Linked DNA regions of Homo sapiens: region 1 is linked to region 2. A link is an interaction called in ENCODE POLR2A ChIA-PET data of the cell type or tissue named here. Cell type or tissue: GM12878. All regions are shown on one strand. Links, peaks and the distances in the headings refer to the core of each region. The heading gives the core; the rest is flanking DNA.

What was found. ChIA-PET counts read pairs that join two places held together with the same protein. Peaks named below come from ENCODE experiments on the same cell type or tissue, not always from the same donor. Only the 100,000 strongest peaks of a DNase experiment are listed, where the experiment ranks them.
Region 1: POLR2A ChIA-PET joins it to region 2 with 5 read pairs; 5 of 35 experiments call an interaction of 5 or more read pairs at or near these places.

What each region holds. Positions count from the first base shown.
Region 1 is chr2:213,096,481-213,104,480 of GRCh38, reverse strand. The region is part of intron 4 of IKZF2 (IKAROS family zinc finger 2); the gene reads left to right. Among named protein-coding and RNA genes, the nearest start is that of IKZF2, 51 kb to the left of the region's middle. In GM12878, for the core only: no CTCF peak of the experiment used is centred there; no DNase peak of the experiment used is centred there; H3K4me3 peaks cover 408 bases.
Region 2 is chr2:213,155,401-213,168,530 of GRCh38, reverse strand. LINC01953 (long intergenic non-protein coding RNA 1953) reads left to right here and starts at 821. Exons shown (of 4, transcript NR_146974.1): 1 at 821-1,138; 2 at 9,250-9,419; 3 at 11,414-11,504; 4 at 12,601-12,715. LOC105373864 (a long non-coding RNA gene) reads right to left here and starts at 744. Exons shown (of 3, transcript XR_923851.3): 1 at 668-744. RefSeq lists an enhancer at 11,175-11,244. In GM12878, for the core only: no CTCF peak of the experiment used is centred there; no DNase peak of the experiment used is centred there; H3K27ac peaks cover 3,541 bases.

The sequences.
Region 1 (8,000 bases), core at 1-8,000, 64 kb after region 2:
TGAAAGTAGTACAAGATTGGAAGAATGAAACTCTTTTTTCTTCACTCAGTAAAATGATACTTTTGGCTCAGTGCCTGGGGAACATAGGCGAGTTAGGATGGTGCAGACAGGACTAGCAACAAGTTTGTTAAGGAATGGGCTGAGAACCCCTTGCCTCTGCCCTGTGGTTTACTACAGAATTTGAGTTGTAACTTTTTCTTTTTCTTTTTTTTTTTTTTTGTCCGTTAGAAGCAGTGGTAGAGAGATTACACACTAAGCTTTAAAACCACAGCAAAACAAAACTTTTAAAACACTTGTGCGGTAACCTCAGAAGACAGGTTAACACATTCTGTTTTAACTGTACTATTAATGTGTTTTGCAAGTTTGCAATACCTCTAGACATGGAGGTCTTTTTCCCCCTTACATTTTATGTATACTGCAAATCGAATCCGAGGTGTGTCTTGTGAGCATTAAAATAATGAAAACAAAACACAGTTTTATCCAGGAAATATATAATTCTGAATACTAAAAATCTTTTTAATTGATCATTTATGTAATATATCATCACTTTTATTCAATACATTTCAAAATATACTACTCTTTTTAGCAAATTCAAAGTCCTTTTAACATTTTCTTATAAATCTGATATCACTATATTTGTAACTAAGGAATTTTATGGTGAGATTATTTGAGCTTTATTTCTGTAACAGTTGTTCTAAGTTATAAAAATGAACATCTTTAACACATCTATATAGACTTTAAAATAGCTTATTTGTAATTTAAACTATCTTCAAATATTTTGCTATATTCCTGTTTCCCCTAATTATTCAAAGTTTACAAAACAAACATTTATTGACGATCAGTGATGTCACAGTTTTATTGTAAGAAGACATTTCCTTTCAGAGAATTAACGTAGAAATAAGGAAGGTTAAAGAGATTTCCTATCCTTTCCTTAAAGAAAAAAAGGCTATTTATCACTTGCCATCTTATACTCATTCATTCATTCTCTCATTCACTATACATTCAGTAAGTGCCCACTAAACTTTTATTAAGCCTTTCTTTTCGTTCAGTCTGTTGATTTGATAAATCAGAAGATTATCTTTGATAAGTATTCATATAATACTTTTTATTATCCTTTTGTGATTGTTTATTAAGCTATCTGTCCAAGCTTTGAAGACAGTCTGCAATGGTTCAAATCTAAGCATTGCCATTAGTTGTGATATGTGTGTATACATGTCTGTTGGTCTCTCTATCATCATTTATCACAATTTATCATTGTTTACCCAAAGGAATAACTAGCTACTGACTGAGTGACCTTGTATGAATAAATTAATATCTCTGAGCCTCAGTTGACTTACCTGTACAAAGTGAGAATACTTATATTTTTTAAGATTGTTAGATTAGTTGTATATTTAAGCCCCCTCTACGGTATTTAGAACATGTGAGTAACGTGGTTACTTATTATTGTTTATATTGCCATTATCCTGACCACTATATGGACTTGATCCTCCAGTTATTTCCTTGGGTCCATGCCATCTTACCTCTCTTATTTTTCCATTACTGCTTATCTCACAATATTCGAGAGTAAAAAGGAACCTTTTTACAATGAAAGGCTGCCCATTTCTCACATGTGCTTTCCTCTTGATGCCTTCATGCTTGCTGTTTTGCTTACTGTTGTAGAGCAGCAGAATATTACTGAGGAAGCACTTCTTTTTAAAAAAATTTTCTGGTACAGCTGGAAATATGACAAGAAGAATAGAACAATTGATTATTAGTTAAATCAACATATTATTCTATAAATTCAATAGAATTGAGACCCCCCCCCTTCCTTTAAATGTTATATTTGGTCTTATTAAAATTCATTTTGCTATATGCTGTGGATTTTTATGCATTATTTTTGTTTAATTTCTAATGAAGAGTTATTGAGATTTTATGAGATTGACGTCTTATTTACTTAAAAAATTTCCTATTGCTTGTACATTGGGAGCAAACCAAGAACAGGTGTAAAAACAACCTCCCAACTTGTCTTGGTGAATTGTGAATTGCTCTGGTTTATTCTTGTTTGTATTACATTTAATGGACAAGTCCTGTATGGTACTATACATTTTAATTCAGTTTTGAAAATTATCAATTTGCAAATTTTGTCTTTTTCCACTTTCTTTTTCTATTTCAAGAGCTTATTACCTTTGCTCCAGCTGGATAAAAGTTGGGCAAACAGATACCCTGACAACTGCCAACAGCACCACGCCTTGGTTTTCCCGGGTACAGAAAGTAGTCAATATTTCTGGGACTATGCATCTGTCCCATCTCAAAGATGCCGCTCACAAATTCTAGTTTAAATACAGAATTATTGAAAACATGAAAATCACCACTTCTTTAAAAATATGTATTGTATGTGCTTCTTTCCTGGTTTTACCAAAACAAGTAAAAAAGATCCATGTAGCAGATTTAGGTCTACAGCCTGCAAATTGCTTCCTGTTTGCTTGCATGGTGACAATGTTCTAAGTGCCAGTTTTGAATACTAGTAACCTGTCATGGATCAGTTATCTGAAATGGCAGGTTTATTTGTTATGGGAGGAATGACATTATTTCCTGTCCTTTAGACAGAGCTAAAGTGAGAATAAAGTAGTAAGAAAGAATGTTTCTTTGCACTCTAGGTGTGAGTGTACTATCGTTCGTGCTACTGATTTGATTGCCACAGCTACTATCATTAGCATCTTGGACCAAACATGGAACAAGCTGTACTATATTTCATGTATGATGGAATACAGAGACTGATTAAAAATACTCTTAAGGTGCTGGATTATTCATTTGATAGCTGATTGTTATAAGACGTTAGGGTCGTACTTTCCTTTGTGGACATAAACATTTTTAATAATTGCTTTTTAAAATTAAATTTAATTTGGAGCCTAGGTAAGGATTTCCTTCATTTGAACTAATTTTTTTTTTGTAATCTCAGAATTATCTTAATAGTAGGTAGTGTCAGTTGCCAGAAAAACATCAATGTGAAGGAAATTTGTATATCATAATTCTTTCCTAGTGTTTTCTTTAGGCAGACTACAGTGAACGTATCTATTCTAATTCTCATTCCTTTTCTGGATAACCATAGGTAAAGGTACTTTTAATTTGACCTCTGAAAGAAGAAAAAGTTTTTCCAGGTTGGAGAAATAATGAGTAATGCTGGTTAGAGACTGCCTCTCATCTTCTTCTCAAATCTTAGTCACTACCTATTCTAGTGTTTAAATAACTAATGAAAACATTTTTATGGTTTCTGAGATTTTTTTTAAAGCAGGCTTGAAAGATATGAAGTAATTTACTGATAAACCAAATTTTAACATTATAGACATAAGAATGTTGTCTGTCCATCTCATTTTGTTTCATTGTAATATTTTTCCTCATAGGTATAGGGAAAATAGGTGATTTTGTTTAGTCAACAAAGGGTTGTCTCTTCTCTCTCTCTCTCTTTCTTTCTCTCTCTCTTTCTACCATGGCAGCCCAAGTAGGGTTCAACCGTGTAGGTAGGATCTGTATTATTAATTTTCATTATGCCAAAACTGACAAAACATTACGTTGAAATCATAAAGCACTAGAAAAGCAAATACCTAGAAAGTATTATCTGTTCTGTAAGAAAAACAACAAGCTAAACATTTTAATATATTATTGAGTTTGTTGGATTTATAATATTGGGACTTCTCTTTATACAAGTACCTGGCCTTTAAAAAGAAATACTACCTAGAGTAGCCACAGGTACTGTTAATGTTGCCAAGTATTCCTAAGTATATTGTAGTTAGATTAGTGTGAGGAACTTCCTTAAAAAATTTAAGTGTAAACCTGTAAGGTTACTCTTATTGGTTGTTTTTCATAGTTTATTTAGTGACTATTGCACGGTAATGCTTTGTATTAGATCAACATTAAGTTAGAATTCAGTGGCTGTATTAAATAGCCTTTTAAGACAGTATGTTAAATACGTGGCTTTCACCAAGGGGCCCCTATGGTATTTTGGCAATTTTACTATTTTTTAAAATTCATACCTAGTTTGAATTGAGATTCATGTAAGTGAAACACCATTAATAAGGATTTTTAGTTTTAAATTTTAGTTTGTTTTATTATAAAATAGTCAATATCTATCATTCTTAAAATCAAGTATTCTTTATAGTAGTCCTACTTAATATGCAGTCTGTAGGCTGGAAAGCATTTGTTACCAGTCTGCCTTGAAATTAAATATAGAAGTTGAGTAAATGCTTAAAACTGTCACCAAAGTTTGATAGAGTAATAAAAATAGGGGGCTTGTATTTTGTTTTTGTCAAATTTGACTTGATTATACAAATGTGATGAATTAGAAATTTAAAAAACCAATTGGTCCTTCCCACAGAAGGATATTTCATTTGAGAAATATCACTTTAGATGACATTAGAAGAGTTATCCATGTGCTTAGTGTCAGTTAGCTTAAATGCCATACATTAAAATATAAACATATCAAAAACCCACTTATATTAGTAACTTATGTGGATAACCATATGATTTTTATAAAGTAATCTCAAATGAAAATGAAAGCCAATTCTTTAATGAATCTAAAGCAGTAGAGCCTTTACTCATATACCTAGTAATAACTATCATTAAGTGCTTACAATGTGCAATAGGGTGTCTTTTATCTTATTTAATCCTCTAAAAGCACAACGGGATAGGTTCCTTATTACCCTCATTTTAGAGATGCCGAGCTAAGGGTCAGAGAGGTTAAAAATGTGCTGATGGTCACTGAGCTAACTAAAAAAGCTAACATTAAAACATGCTTTTGTTCATAATATGATTACACATCTTGTGCTTCACGTTTTTTCTTTTAAATGAGGAGGTAATAACATGTACTGGGTAAAGAATGTTGTTTTGTGCTTGTAGGTAAAGCTGTGTACCATGCTGTATATGAGGAATTATTTAGAGCTAGAAGAGGAAAGCTCAAGCATGCAAATCTTCAGTGCTGAGTTGGTATAGGGAGTAAGATGAGGCTTCATCACGTACGTTGCTCTTGATCTCAGAGTCTGTTACTACAAATTGTTGATGATCACAAAAATTTAAGGACATCATGTTCAAGTTACACTTGATACAGCTTATAAGAAAGAATCCCTTTTCAAAAAAAGCAGATGAGATGTGATTTTTAAATGGCATCTCTCTACTCTTCATATGTACATAGATACTCAACTTTCAGGAATCATGTATATAATATTGGCATCTTACAGTAATATTTACAATATTTGTTTCCTTCAATCTCTTCAGTTATCTTTATAAAAGAAAGGAGGATGGGGGGAGGAGGCTGACTTTTGTCATGTAGCTTCCTCAACTAAAGCCTTCAGATCTTCATCAGTATATGAATAAACTCAGTTTACTAGATGCTTCCCTTCTGTAAAATTCTGTAAATCAACTAGCTAATATTTAATTGAATTTTTATCTTGTTTTCTTCATTTGGTCCATTTGATTGCTGATCATTGATGTTCATCTGCCTAATAACCTTTGCACAGTGTTTAAGGATTGAGGATAAAAACTATCAAGGGCAAGATTAGAAGAGGTGACTGACTCCCTGATTCTCTGCTGCCCTTGAAGGCACTGGATAATGGAGAAACAAGTGCCTGCATGTGTTGGATTTTGTTAGTTGGATCTAGCTCCAGCAGAATGACAACTGAGGTCACGTCAGCACCTTGGAAGGCCGGGAAGCTGGAACTGGAGCAGCTGAGCCAATCCCCAGACAAACAGGTTTTAACCGGGACAGAGTGAGAGAATGCTTTGCTTTGGAAACTGTCTGCCCATCACCTAAGGCGGTGATTCTATTCCTATATATTTTTTTTCCTGCTGTCTGTTCATTTTTGTATAGAAAAGATTAGTTATGAGGACTTCTTTCTCTTTATATATGGCAAAAAGTAATTGCAAAGTAGTTATGTTAGACTTTGAGATTTTTTTGTTTTCTTCAGATTCAGAAGCAAAGAAAATGTTACTTTTGAAATTAAGATGGTGTGATGGAAGGACCATTTATGGCATTAGTAAGGGTGATCATTTGTTGATTACCATCATTTTGTGTAAGGTTGAATGCCAATTAAATGTCATGGGTGCCTCAATATGTTTAAATATCTTCATATTATATAATGTACATTCAAACCTCTTTTGATTCCAGGAGGAGATTTTCTTGTAAGTCCTAAAATTGGAAACTTGGATTCTAGTCTCATTTTGCGAGTTGCTCTACTCTGTAATTTATTTCTTCTCAATATGTAGAATGGTGGTTCTCAACTTTGGCTGCACATTAGAATCATCTGGATATGTTTAAAAAATACTGGTATTTTTACCCCATCCCATACCAATTTAATAAAAATAGGGGTAGGGCTCAGGCATTGATAATGATTTATTAATTTCCCCAGATAATTCTGATGCACAGTGAAGGTCTAGAGCCATGGATATAGAATGATATCACTGACCTAACTTCTGTGACTTTTTTGAGATTGATTAATTCATGTTAACTGTTTTAATCACTCTTGTAAAAAAAGCTTTCTCTAATTTATAGGGTCTTTTTCAAAAATATAGAATTAGAAGTGTCCTTTGATATACTTCTGTTCCTTGCCAGATTACATTCAACCATTAATTTAAGGTAAGGATGTTTGACAATAGATATTGTAAATATGTAATTATATTTTTTCACCTTTTAATTACAAATAAAATTTGATTTGTCAACAAGTACATATTGATAGAGAGCAGAGGGGGAGAGCTGGAAGTTAGGGGAAAGGGAATGGCATTTATTGAACACTTCCGTGTGCTGTGTGTCAGGTTCTATGATACAATCACCCGTAATATAGGAGTCACAATTTCTGCTTATATATGATGAAATCAGTTCTTAAAGAGTTATTAATTAAGTTTAATTATATTTTGTAAGTCATAGAATCTCAAGGGTATGACTGATCTTAAAAGTCATTTGAATAACTCATCTACTGGACATAAAGGCTAAATGTGAAGGTTTCTGAATACTTTAACATATGAAATCAAGAGTGAATGTTAGGATTTTAAAAGTATGTCATCAAGAAATATGGGGAAAAAATAGCCCAGAGAGAGATATTTGGTAATATGTTATACAGGTTATACAGTGTAACTGTTTGCTTCATGGTGTTGAGTTTTATTTTTATTTTATTTTTCAATTATGGCAGAGATAGAAGTTTAATTCTTTAGATATGATTATTAACTAATAAAACATTTTGAAATATTTTATATCAATTTATATTATTATAAATCTGATTATTTCCAACTATTGCATATTTTTTAGAATCACCATAGTTAACTAGAATGATTCCCAGTTGTACTAATTAGCATAAAAAGCTAATTAATTATCTCATTAAACTGCATGCCATTAGCCTTGATTTTACTGCACATTTGATGTATTATCTCTTGGTCTTTAAAAATATAGAAAATAATAGTTTAGTCTTTCAATAATTGATTTTAAATTGGCGTTTTTCAAAAAAACTTTTGTAATCTCAGGAATTAATAATTAACGCGACAAATTTATTTCCAATCAATGAAATAAATACACTTTAAAATAATAAAATACCATGTTTTACTCACCATATTATAAATGATGAAAGCTACTGAGATTGTTTAACATCAATAACATTGTATTGGTTTTATTGATAGCATTACATTGGTAATGTTGTTTTGACACAGTACTCATGCAAGTTTAAATTGACACCTCATTTTGGACGGCAGTTTTATATATGGGAACTTTATAATGCGCTTGCCTCTCTTTTCACCTAATAATGCCTTCTTTGAGACTTCAATTTTAAGAAACCTGTTAGAAATGCAGACAGATTTATCCACAAAAGTAGACACTGGAGTATTATTATTGGAAATTACTTTCGGTACAGTGCTTAGGTAAATCATGGTTATTCCATAAGCTGAAGTATATATAGTCTTAAAAATTATGCTGTTGAAGAATTTCTTAATGACATGGAAATGCTTAGGTTATTATAGAGAGGTAAATACTTTATAGTATATTATAT
Region 2 (13,130 bases), core at 283-8,282:
TAAAAATATTTTGGTAGTGCTGGAAAAAAAATAGTGACAGGAATAATTAGACATTAATCTCAAAGAAAGGCTTAGGAGGTCAGATATTGTGTCTATACTACTGTTATTTCACACATGACCCCCAATACAAGTACTCAATAAATACTTCTTTATGGATTGCTTGACTATTGTATCTAAAAATTCATAATTTTAACAAATACTGATGTAGTAGAACATGCTACAAAGTCTATTCCTAGTTCCGGTGCTTTTTACCAGCCTTGGCTGTCTGGCTATCCAAATGATTATGTTCTCAGGTCTTTCACAGCCACATTTCATCACACTAGTGACACTACTAAAGTGGTTGAGTGAATGTAGTGCCTGTTCATAAAATCATTTCAAGTAAAGGGCTTCAAGATTTTTCCAGATGTTATTCAAATCGATATAATTATTTACAGTAGGACATAAAACACCAAGGTCTCACACATTTTTTTTCCCTTAGTGAACTAAGCAAAGCCATGTGACAGGGCATTAAGGTACAATAAAATTGGTCACTTCAAAATTTGTTTCCTCAAGCATTCTAATTTTTCTCTAAATTGTGGATAACAGGAATTGACAGTCACATGAACTTTAAGGGAATTAAACACAATAGGCTAAAGCTTTGGTGCCTTGTAATGAATGGGCCACACACAGTGGGTGCAGATCACTAAGAAGTTATTATGTATCTGTTTTGAGATAACCACTTTGCTGCTGCTAATGTTCTCTAACTTTTTATTACATTTTCAAAGCAAGTAAGCCAAACTGGTTGCCATGGAAATGATTATGATGTCACAGAGGATGATGACTTCTCCTAATCTATAAGCAGCAAGAGCAGATGTGCTTGTAAGAAACAAAGATCTTGTTTTCATACAAATGCGCTCAAAATAAAACACAAAGGAAGAAAAATACCCAGAGCACATAATGCAAAGAACAAGAATTGCTTCTAAATAGAATGTTTTACAAAGTTTTCCATAAAGCCTCAGCTGCTCCTCAAGCCACAACCGGCTTGAACATGGATGGCAGACATGAAATTACAGTATTCACAAAATTAGTATTCAGTTTGCAGAATCTCTCTTTCCAAAGCCTTCAGGCATACTTTATGCATGCACAATTACAGAAGCAGGTAATGAGAGAGATTCTGATTTCTTCCTATTGTAGTTATTGTACTTAGCTAGATAAGTCTTGATAAAAAATTGCTTTGTTAAAAAGAAATCTAAGCAATAATTTATTAATTCTATTGAAAATATCTTTTGGCTCTTAGTACAAGATATACTGGATGATTTCTCTAAAACACACATTACTGTGTCCATGGAGACGGGTGGTGACATATCAACTTTTAGTAACGCATCAAAAAGTTCCATAACAATTAATAATCTGCAAGCTACACTAATTTTTTTTATAATTTTATTATTTCATATCACAATTAATTTCACTTCAATTATTAGAGATTTTAAAAAAGGACATTCACAGTTTATGACTATGACCTCCTGAAATACATAGATATGATAAACAATATATCAAATGAATGGGTTGTGTCAAAATATATTACAATGTTTTCATTACATCACATTGAATTTAATCTTATATGCCTTCTAGGTCATTGAGACTCTCCTAAATTAATTCTTTAGATTCTCAAATATTTCTCACAGTAACTTCAACTATTCTTAGAATTAATCAAAGTTTAAATGACAAAAATGAATGACTTATAATAAAATTCTCACTCCCTGCAATGAAAAATAAACTTCCATCCAGTTTGCAACATGGATTTGCAAATAAGAATTTTAAGTTCTGCTATAACTAAATGAGAGATTTGAACTGAGTGAAAATGAGATAAGTTAACTATTTTGATGGCTCCTAAGATCCTGCTCCTAAAGAAATCTACCACCAAATAACCTTTTACATGAAAACATTAAACATTAAGACCAAGATACATTGTGCTACAATTCTGCGTTACTGTTAAGTGTATGTATGTCCAATTTTACATTCAATTTACTGTCAAAATTAATTTTTTATTTAGAAATAAAAAATATTATGAGAATTATATGATAGAAAAACAAGTAAAAATAAACAAGAAAAAAGTAAAAGTTCACTATGTTCTGTAGCCTGAGTTAAAAGAAATTGAGAATAAGTTAACAGGTGTTTCTGAATGCTAGACTTTAATCCTAGTTTTAGTTCTGCTATCATATTGAAGTCATATACTATTTTAAGACATAAGCTCACTTTTTTTAAAGTACATAGTATGAAGATAGTACTCTAAATGAACACCAGTGTTTGAGTTGTATATTAGGAACTGAAAGACTATGATAATATAAATTCTGAAAAGAGGCTAAAAACACTTGACAGCCTTTTTATAAACACTGAAAAGATTTAAGAGACACCAAAGAGATGTTTGTTTAAGAACTACAGAAGACCATAATAGCTTGGTCAATTTAGACAAAGTGCAAAGGCCTAAATTTAAAAAGAACGTCGGTATTTGAATTTAGAAAAAGAGAAAGGAAACTGCATTGAAAGTGCTTTTTAATGAATGAATGATTAGACAGCAGTGGAATATTTTATAACACTTTATTGATGAAGGGTTTTATCTCTATGATAATTTTTATTACAAATATAGTACCAAATCTGTTTAAAGCACTGTATTAAGAAATAAGAGCACTATAAAAACAGTTGACTGAGTCTTTCTCTAAAATTGCTCTAACATAGCAGTGTAGATAAGATACACATACAAGAAAAAATATATTTTATTGAGATAAATGATAACATTATTGATGTAGATAGTAGGTGCTAAATAAGTTAACCTAAAGGGAATCACAAAGCATTCATTTATAACATATGGTATCAGCATAGTTCAGGGGCAAAAATAAAAATGTGGTGTAGCAATTTAACAGAATTAAAGCTGTATATAAATAAAGTGTAACAGACTATATTGTCTTTCCATATACATAGGTTTTTGTCTATAGTTTTTTTGAGCATATTTGATCTGATTTCATTTAAAAATGCTTAAGCAAAAATTTTTCATTTTAAAGACTCCCAATGAGGGCAAACAAACAAAAACTAGGCAATTTTTAGTCCTTGGAGGAGAAAACTTAGTTGGCAGGTTGTCCTAAACTTTGCACTCCCTATGTAAGCATAGGTTAGTTCAGCTGATTGTTGCTATGTGAGGTTTTTCTAGGCACTTACATTATACAAATGCTCTAATTTAGAGTTGACCAAGGTCTGGATAGAAAAATTTGAATCTGATATATGTTATTTGGGGTACTACATTTTGAAGAGCAAGCGTAAGAAATAGGCACTCTGATGTGGAAGAAAATATGTTTTTCATTAGTTTGATTTGTTCGTTTAAAAAAATGACATCAGACATTTGGGAAAAGGTTTTTAAATATTGGGAAGGAAATCAATATAAAGTTAAGGTACAAGCCTGAGCAACATAGAGAGACCCCCATCTCTAAAAGAGTTTTTTTAGAAATTAGTCAGATGTGGTGGTGCACATCTGTAGTCCCAGTTACTCGGGAGGCTGAGGTGGGATTATTGCTCAAGCCCAGGAGTTCGAGGCTGCAGTGAACTATATAGTCACAACACTGTACCCCAGCCTGGGCAACAGAGAGCTATCCTGACTCTCTTAAAAAAAAAAAAAGAAAAGAAAAGAAAATTAAGTTACAAAACAATGATCAGCTTTTATGTCACTGCAATAATTAACTGTAATAATTTCAATCACACTAATTTAAGAATGTTCTTTGTAAAACTGCTATTTAGAATATTCATTTGCTTATCAAAGAAATGCAAATAAAACCCTTAGCCATGAATGAGGCATTGCTCTAAGACTTGATTTGATCAACTATAAATATTAACTCATGTAAACCATATTAAAAACAAAACTTAGGTAAGTTTTATTATTTTCATCTACTATTAACAGATGAGAAAACTGAGACTATTAAGAAACTTGTCCAACTGTTAAGTAACAGAGTAAATCATAGGAGCCTGGATTTGACAGCAGGCCTTCTGGATTGAAAGATCTTGATAATTATATAGCCAATGGTACTTTTGCCAGTATCCCCTGGGTCAAATTCCTCTTGGAGTACTGACCTGGAATTTTTTTTTTTTTTTTAATCTGGGCTGATGATTTCACAGCCTTCCCAGACAATATGAGCTATGTAACCAACACTGTGTTTCCTCTTTTATCTGATTACTATGTTTGCAGAAGTAAGTTTTGTGTTCAATTGTGGCTTTTTCATAACCAAGATTTCTTGATATTTTTCTTTCCCCTTTGCATCTTAGTTTCTCTTATTATTTTCTGAATTTACCCTGAATTCGAATTCTTGTAGGAAGTACTGGTGGATAAATCAATCAACCAGCTTCAAAAGTAGCCATAAATCACTCTTAAAAATAACTATTTCATGTTTTCCCATTTATAAATCAAAGGACTAGAGGCTACTATCAATTATTTAAGATAAAACATAGCTAAACTAAAGGTTCACTTGACAGTGATCTTCACTGCTTTTAAAATTTAACGGGGAAAACATATACACATTCGATTATATTTGGCCTTTTCAAAATATTCATTCTCTCCTTCAGTAGCATAGGTCACAAGGCCCACTTCATATAGTAAGATGAGGATAATGGTAATCTCTTGATTTTACCATCCTACATAAAATGATGCCATGTCCTTTTATCTTTCATCAAAGGCATAATTACAGGGTAGAGAATGAAACACTATGATTCCAGATGACTTCTCTCTATCTAGCCTGAGTTCTACCATTAGCTAGCTGGTTAACTTTGAGTAATCATTTAAATTCTATGAGTTAAATATTAGATGAGTAAATATTTTCATTACACAAATCCACTTCTCCTTCCAGCCTGACTCTTTGATCATTCTCTGGTATTATCCCTTCATTTCACATAGGAAGAAACAAGGACAAGAGCAATGAAGTCACCCAATCAGAGTAAAACAGTCAGGTAATGGCAGAGTCAGAATTAGAATAAAGGTCTCCTGTCTTCTAGAATTGTGTTTATTAAGAAATCAAACGTTGCAGATGCATCTCATCCTCCTCTCTTTCACCCTGGAGGTTACTGCTATTCCAAAAGTGGTGTCTTTCTTTTATAATACTTTTACTACATATACATATGTACAAAAACAATACATATTGTTTTCTATGTTTTTAAGTATTAACAATTTATATGAGAATCCTTTAACAATTCACTTATCTTACCCTGTATAATATTTTAGGGATTTTTGTGGTGGTATTTATGTATTTATATATGTATTGATTTATGTAGTACATATATATGTATGTGTGTATATATATGTATTTGTTGTAGTATTTAGTTGCTGTGCAATATTTCAATGAAATGATACACTTCAATTTGTTTATCCATTCTCTTGGCCAGTAGCTTTCAGTCTTCTTTTGACCCTGTAATCCATAGGGAGTAAAAATAGCTTTTACATGGTGAGCCAATTGATAGATAGATAGATATACCTCTGATACAAAAAGTTACCTTTTATTTATCTTTGTTGTGTGTGATAAACGTACTGTATTCGATTCTATTTTGTTTTTAGATGCTGGTTATGACTGACTAAATACACACAGCCTGCTAATGGGTTACAACCAGGCATTTGAAAAATACTGTTCTAGGGGGATAGTTTTCAAACTGCTATAACATTTCCAATACTCTGATATTCCTGCAGAACATAGTGGGAAGCTAGTGGGGGGTGACTCCAGCTTAGAATTTTTTCTGTCAATGAAAGATGGAATTAAATAGGAATATCTTTAGCATGTGGATCATTTAGGTACAGAAAACAAGTTTGAACCATGGTTTTAAGCAGTGAGGCTTATTATGAGGTAATTCTAAAAAAATGTGTGCAGATTTTTAAACAAATGATTCACATTTTGAATTCATGCTGCTAGCTTACTACTTTAAGAATTCCTATGGACAGTCTATTTGGAAACTGGAAAGAATATTTTTTAGAAAGTGAATAAAAATCCCCCGTTTTAATTTATTTGCCACGGTCATTGAAGAATATCCCTAACTCAGAGAAATGGCTTTACCTACATTTCCATAAAGTACATCAATAAGCTTTATGCCTTCATTGCATTACAGTAATATATTATTTGCAGACTAAAATACAAATGACCTCATTGACTTAAAGGTCTCCTGTGATGATGTTGTAATGAAGATTTCTGTGTTTAGTGAGTTGGGATCATTTCGTTTTAAAAAAGGAATCTTCAATTACAATTTGGTTACATGTTATACTGCTCTTTGAAGGTGCATTTTAGCCTATGGTTGTGACTAGAGACATAAGAATATTTTGCTTTTAGCAAGGGTGGTTAATTTCTGCTTCCTTTTTGGCATTGGCATCTGACTTGAGTACTCTAATCCTTTCGTCATCAGCTCTCAGTGTACAATGCTTGGCAAAATCTAGTGACTTCGATGAATAAACCAGTCTTCATATGATCCAGAGGCCTTAAGCTGCCTTGTTTTTTTACCCTGATTTTGAAGCAAGTAATGGAGTTGGCAGAGACAGAGCTGAATCTGCCAAAGCTCAGAATAAAGAACACTCAAAACATAAGTGCAAAAGAAAGCAAATAGTAGGAGGTTATCATCTCAATTAGGAGTCATTGTACGGCAGTGATCTGGAGGAACTTGGACTCTGGTAAACGTTTATAAAGTTTTCTTACCTGTATCTGTCAGTTTGCAGTACAATAACTGCTGCAATCACTTGCAACAATGCAAAGATATAAATAATAGTAGGCATATTTCACCTATGAAGGCTTGATTGTCCACTTGACTCCAGATGGAAAGAATGAGAAAGTTGACACAAAGATTGAAATGGAAGATGGGAGCTAAAGCTGAGGTTAACCCCTTTCTTCTGCACTTTCAATTACAACACTGCTTAGAACCTCCTTTCTCCTGAATCAATATCTCACTGCTCAATATGCTCTCAAAGCTTTTTCATTATGGCCCCTGGAACTCCTCTTTTAAGAAAAAAAAAACCAAAAACAAACAGGTAAATCCATCTATAGCCTCCTACCTCTTTAAAAAAAAACCATTGCCTAGGCTGGGTGCGGTGGCTCATGTCTGTAATCCCAGCACTTTGGGAGGCCGAGGAAGGTGGATCACTTGAGGTCAGGAGTTCAAGACCAGCCTGGCCAACATGGTGAAACCCTGTCACCACAAAAATTACAAAAATTAACTGGGATTACATGCCTGTAATCCCAGTTACTCAGGAGGCTAAGACAGGAGAATCGCTTGAACCCTGAAGGCGGAGGTTGCAGTGAGCCAAGATTGCGCCACTGCACTCCACCCTGGGTGGCAAAGTGAGACTCTGTCTCAAAAACAAAAACAACAAACATAAAAACAACATTGCCTAAATGAAAAAGGTCTTCTTTGAGGTCATTACTCCTTCTCATCTAGGATGAATATGTAATGTCACATAGAAACCAAGACACTTAAGAATAAAAGGGGGTACTATTAATAATGATGCCAGGACCACAGGTGTAAACTGAGACAGTTCTTGGCAAACCAGCTCATATGGTCAACTTACCCATAGTCCTCTCAAGTGAAGGCTTTTCATTTTCTACTGATTCACCTTGCTCAAGTTTAGACTAAGGAGTCAGCATCCCCTATGTAGTCCAAAGACATTTTCAGAACATATACACTTTCATGTAAAATCCCGGTTCCTCTGATGTTCATGCTTTCCAGCTACCACCTCACAATTCTTCCTCCTCGCTTTTATTTATCAGTTTTCCAGGGATTCATTCTTCATAGACTTTTGCACCTAGTTCAGTATTTCCCTCTCTTCCCCAAGAGCTACATCTCCCGATTATCCTTTCATGTTTCTGATATTCCACCCCCTAGAGGCCATGACTTCTCAACCTCCATTCCGGATTCTGGCACCTTGTTCTCCATCAGAAATTTCTGTTCACAATCTTCTATACCTTCCTATCTCTCACTATTCCCTCTTATGCAAATTATTTAACCTCACTGGGACCCAATTGAGGTCTCTGTACCCCTCTACTTCTATCTGTCAGTACCCTCTCTGTTTTGTATAGCTTACTTGATGATCCATTACTCCAATCCATTTCTTTAAGTCAAGCTCAACTTCTTTGATTCAATGTCTTCCAGCTCCGCAGCCAGTGGAATTTTTTACACTGGATCAATCCTGTGGTTCATTCTTTTCAAGATTCTATCTGGGCTGTGAGCCCAGTTACAGTTATAGCATTGAGCTTATTGATGGTTTATTTGTGGTCACCAGCCTCAACTGGGTCCTCTATTCGGCTTGCCTATTTTTCTACATTTTTTTTCAGTTAGCCTCTCTCTATTTTTATAAAAGCAACTATTTCAAACTTATTCACTCTTCTTACATTTTCAATCCAGTGGCTTTTCAACCTTAATAAATAACATTGATACCTTCTTCATATCTTTCCTAAACTTCCCACCATGACAACGCACAAAATTACTTACATCTTCAACCTTCCTTTCTTACTTATCCTAAGCACATGAGGTATGTCCTCTTCTAGCTGAAGCTACTCCTGCCAGTTGCGCAATAGATTCTTTTCTTTCCTATTCCCTCAGGGACCCCACTTTACCAATTTTCTCATTAGCACTGAGATATGTCAAGGTCTTACTTAAAAGACAAAAGAAAACAAACAAGAAACTTCCCTCAATCCCACATCTTCCTGTAGCTACTAGCTTCTACCTCTCCTTTTACAGCAAAACTTCTTGAAATTACCATCTATACTGACAGCCTCCATTCCCTCACTTATTCTTTTCTCAACAACTCTGCTGTCATTATTACAGGCAGAATTTGATGGTGTTAATCTCTCCTTTTCTCATTCTTAGATCTTTTGGGTTTCCTCTCAGATCTCTGCGGGGCTCCATTGAGTCAGGCTGTTTCAAAAATACTGCTGTCCCTCATGAATCAACTTAAGAAGGCTGTCTTGCTTATGAATCCACTGACATTCTAAAGCAGGTAGAAGGATGGTGGCCATATTCTCGAGGGTCAGGAGAGAAGTCTGGCCAGGTGACAGGGACAGTGCCGAATGGCATGACCTTAGTGAGCTCCACTTTCAAGAGACTGGCTATTAGCCTTCAACTCAAGTTTACAGATGCAGTACTGTACTGTTCTTAGAAAGGAAAACCATGCATTTCTAAACTCATAAGAAATAGGTGGAAAAAAACCAGAAATATCATTTGTTTTTAAATAAAAATATAATGATCATGTATATTCCCTTCACATAGGAAAATCACATGGAGAGTGAAAATATCAGAAAGTCGCTAATGTTGGGCTTAGAACTGATCAAAGAGTTTTGTGTACGATAGACTGCCTAATGGTACCAGGCCTGACAGCCTGCAGTGTCCCCCTCACATCAAGAATGACCTCTGAAGGCAATATTTCCAAAGACTTGCGGGTAAGGTACTCCTCTGTCTTCCATATTACGTTGTGAAGGAACATCATTCCTTCCTTTTTAAATATTCAACCAGTCTGATGCCAAACATTCATCTAACATAAATATGGGAAAATGTTAAACAATATATTTTGAACATACCAGATACCATATTCATTTTATTTGTTGGCTACTACCTGATGTTTTAGGAAGCTCTTCTGGGTTAGGTTATTCAAAATACCCTTAAGCAGAGTTCCCCTAAAATCACTGATTGGCTTTTCAAGTAAATAGTGTCTTTGTTATCAAATAAAAGCATTATTTCTTTTTGTTCTTAGAAAAAATAACCTGTAATGAGAGAGCAAATATGTAACTTCTACACGCATGGGATAGGAAATCCTAATTAAAATAATATAGTTACGTTTCTCTACTCCAGTATTCACTGTATTTGTAAATTAAAAACAAGAGAAACATTCTAATTTCACAAGCTTCATGTATAAACCCTAGCAAAATGTTCAACTTGACTTTTACTATAAACTGAGAGCTGTTCTCCACTGGAAAAAAAATCTGTTTCCTGAGAAATATCGTTTAAGAAGCCGTAACCATTTACAATTACAGTGTTTATCACAGAAAGCCATGCACTCATTATTTACACATGTAGGTGAAGTATGTCTACAAAAGGCAGCCGTATGATCCATCTGTTTCTGGGAGTAATAAATCTGAAATGGTCCCCTTTGAAATAAAATGTGCAAATATGCTTGGTGACCCAGACTTTAAAGTTATGTTCTTATCTGGATCTCTGTGTCACCATTGATTGTTACTCAACTCTTCATAGGGTGACTTTCTTTCAATTCACTCTCAGTGATTCTCTCATGTCATTCACTTATTGAGAAGAGCTCTAGATATTAATAAACATCTGATATTAACATACTAAATGCCAAATAGGTAATGTTTCACACATAGATAAGTTCTGGGTTTGGTAAAAAGTTCTATGTTGATACCACATTCAATTAACCTTCTTAAAACACCCTGGACATTCAGTATGCTTTCAAGAGATACAACAGTGGACTGCGTATTACTCATAAGGCTGGATTTAACTACAGTAAGACGTCTGTATGATTGATGAAAATAATTGGCAATTTAGAGAGACTATAGTATGATGGTTATGAATATGGGCTTTCTAGAACTTAAAATATGTGTTTGACACTGTCTAGCTCTGAAACTGTGGGACCAGGGACAAGTTAATACTGTCTCCAAGCTTTCTTCATGTGAAAAATGGGGTAGTATTACCTCTCTTAAAATGACAGTGGGTGTTAAATGAGATAATGCATGTAACATGCTTACCATGGTATCTGGCACGAAATAAATGGATATAATTATAAAAATGATATATGTGACTTTCCTAGTCCCACTGATACTCTAACTTCATTGAAATCAGTTATATCATCAATTTAAAATGCTATAGATTCTTCGTATGGATTTATTTCTCAATAATAGTACACTTCAAAAGTACAGTCTTCCAATGTGGCCATTTCTGCAATATAGTTTACAGGACTTAGAGTGATATTCTTAGTCTACTGAGTGGGACTTTCCCAGGTGTCTAGTACCTCACCATGACGTCAGGTTTTAAATACTTTTGTGAAGCTTTGGCACAGCTGCTGGGGGAGATACACTGATGGTGTTACTCTCTCCTTTATCATGTCTTACGACAGTTCAGAATGCCACACTAAGTTCTATATTAAGCTAACCTTTTTCTAAACCACAGTCATGAAAATTGGGGGAGATGACATTTGACTTTACTACTTGTAAATGACCTTTCTTTGATTCAATTCCCTTTTCCATAGCTCACGCCCTCTTTCAGAGTTATAAAACAGAAAATGGCTCCCCAGTTCTATCCCTATATGGTTCTCAATTCCCTAGGTTGTAACCATCTGGCTATAAAAATGGGGAAGGTGAATTCTCTGGATTATTTCCTTTACTATCTGTTGGTAATGTGTTCCTCTATTTTTTTTTTTTTTCAGCTTAACAGGATTGTTAAGCAAGTGATTAGACTTTGCTTTACTGTGAAAGAATTTTGGTTTATAAAGAGTTGAAGCTTCTCACAAACACTGGGTATGTACTTCCACAAGCTTTTCACAGGATTAAAAAGACAGTATCATACTGCTATTGGCACTGGTTTAACCACCAAATGTTTCCCTTGAGATGCAACCTGTCATCACTCTGCTTTAGAGTATGGATCTCTCTTGCAGAATCCAACCTTTGATATCACAGATCGTTAGGTTAATCTGTCCTATTTTCACCTCCCAATTCCAAAGTCAAATGATTATGTTTGGTTTTCCTGCTGGTCCCCAGCAAAATAAGTTTCTTTTTAATCTCTTGCATGTAGCTGCGGAAAAATATTCCAAATAATGAGTTTTTTTTTTGTCCTGTATCTAAATTAATGCTCACCAGGCGTCTTCTCCTTTGTTACCCTCTTTTGGTAAGTTATTTCTTTACAAAGTTGAATCATATCTTTTTCATTTCTTGAATTAACACTTCATTGAGGATTCCAATAACTTCCCTGTACTTTTTGTGCTCTAAAATTTTAGGGTTTCTTCTCAATCCTTTTTAGAGTTGACTTTGAGCATCACCACTTGACCCAGTTCAAAATTCCCTTGTTTTTGCATTAATGGAACTCATTTTATCAAATGCTGAACAAATCTGCATTTTAAAAGCAATTATGGTGGGTTTTAATGACATCTTTAAAAATGTGTGCTTTCATTTTTTTCAGGAACCTCTCTGGTCCTCACCCCACTGGTTTAACTCCCGTAATTTATCATTCTCATTTGGGATAGAGTTAGCTTATCACCTGCTCTACAGCAAAACACTCTCTCTGGAAGAAATCTGATAGTATTCTATCAACGTGTGAATTTAAGTCATAATGTTACCTTTTTTAGGGACATGAGTATTTGCATAAGAGCCTTATCTCTAATTGCAAAGTGACACTCTTAAGACTGTTAAAAGAAACTATTGTTCAAGGTAGATGGAATTAGAAGACCCTCAGCATGTGGGACTTATATGCCAGCTGAATAGACCCCAGACTATCAGTGCACTCAGGGAAGTAAAGTTTGACAGTATTTATATGCTTTACTTATGAACTGGATTTGGTATCTTAGAATATTTTCTTTGAAAAGGTAGTTCCATTTTTGGCTTTCTTGCTTCTTCATAGTGCCAATCTAGGTCAACAGGAGTAAGTGAGACCATTGTTCCATATCCCGCTTAAAAAGAGAACACTACTTCAAAGACAAGAACAACATCACCTGACAAAAATAAAAGAAGTTATCGGTTTTAAAACATTGTGCTTATGTGTGCCTGTTATTCTTAACTTTTTCAGGGATTCAAGTTATTTTAGGGTACCTATTCTGGTTGATTATATATCTAGCACAATAAAGCCATTTAAATAAAAAAATATAGAATTCATTTCCAAAAATTTCTTCTTTGATTTTAGGAAAGAATTATAATTTTCCAAATTGTCCCCTCCCACCTTCTGCTAAAAAGACCCCCAAAACTTAAAAACGTACAATTAATTCCTTGAGCAAACAAAAGGGGATTTTACCCAAATTCCTTTAAAGGGTACTTAGGGCTTTTAAATCTAAAATAGATAAAACAAACTACCCAAAGAAAACAAAACCAATACTCCACAATGTACCTTTTAGCTATATTGCCTTGTAAAATTTTTCTTTTGCTGATTACACTTAG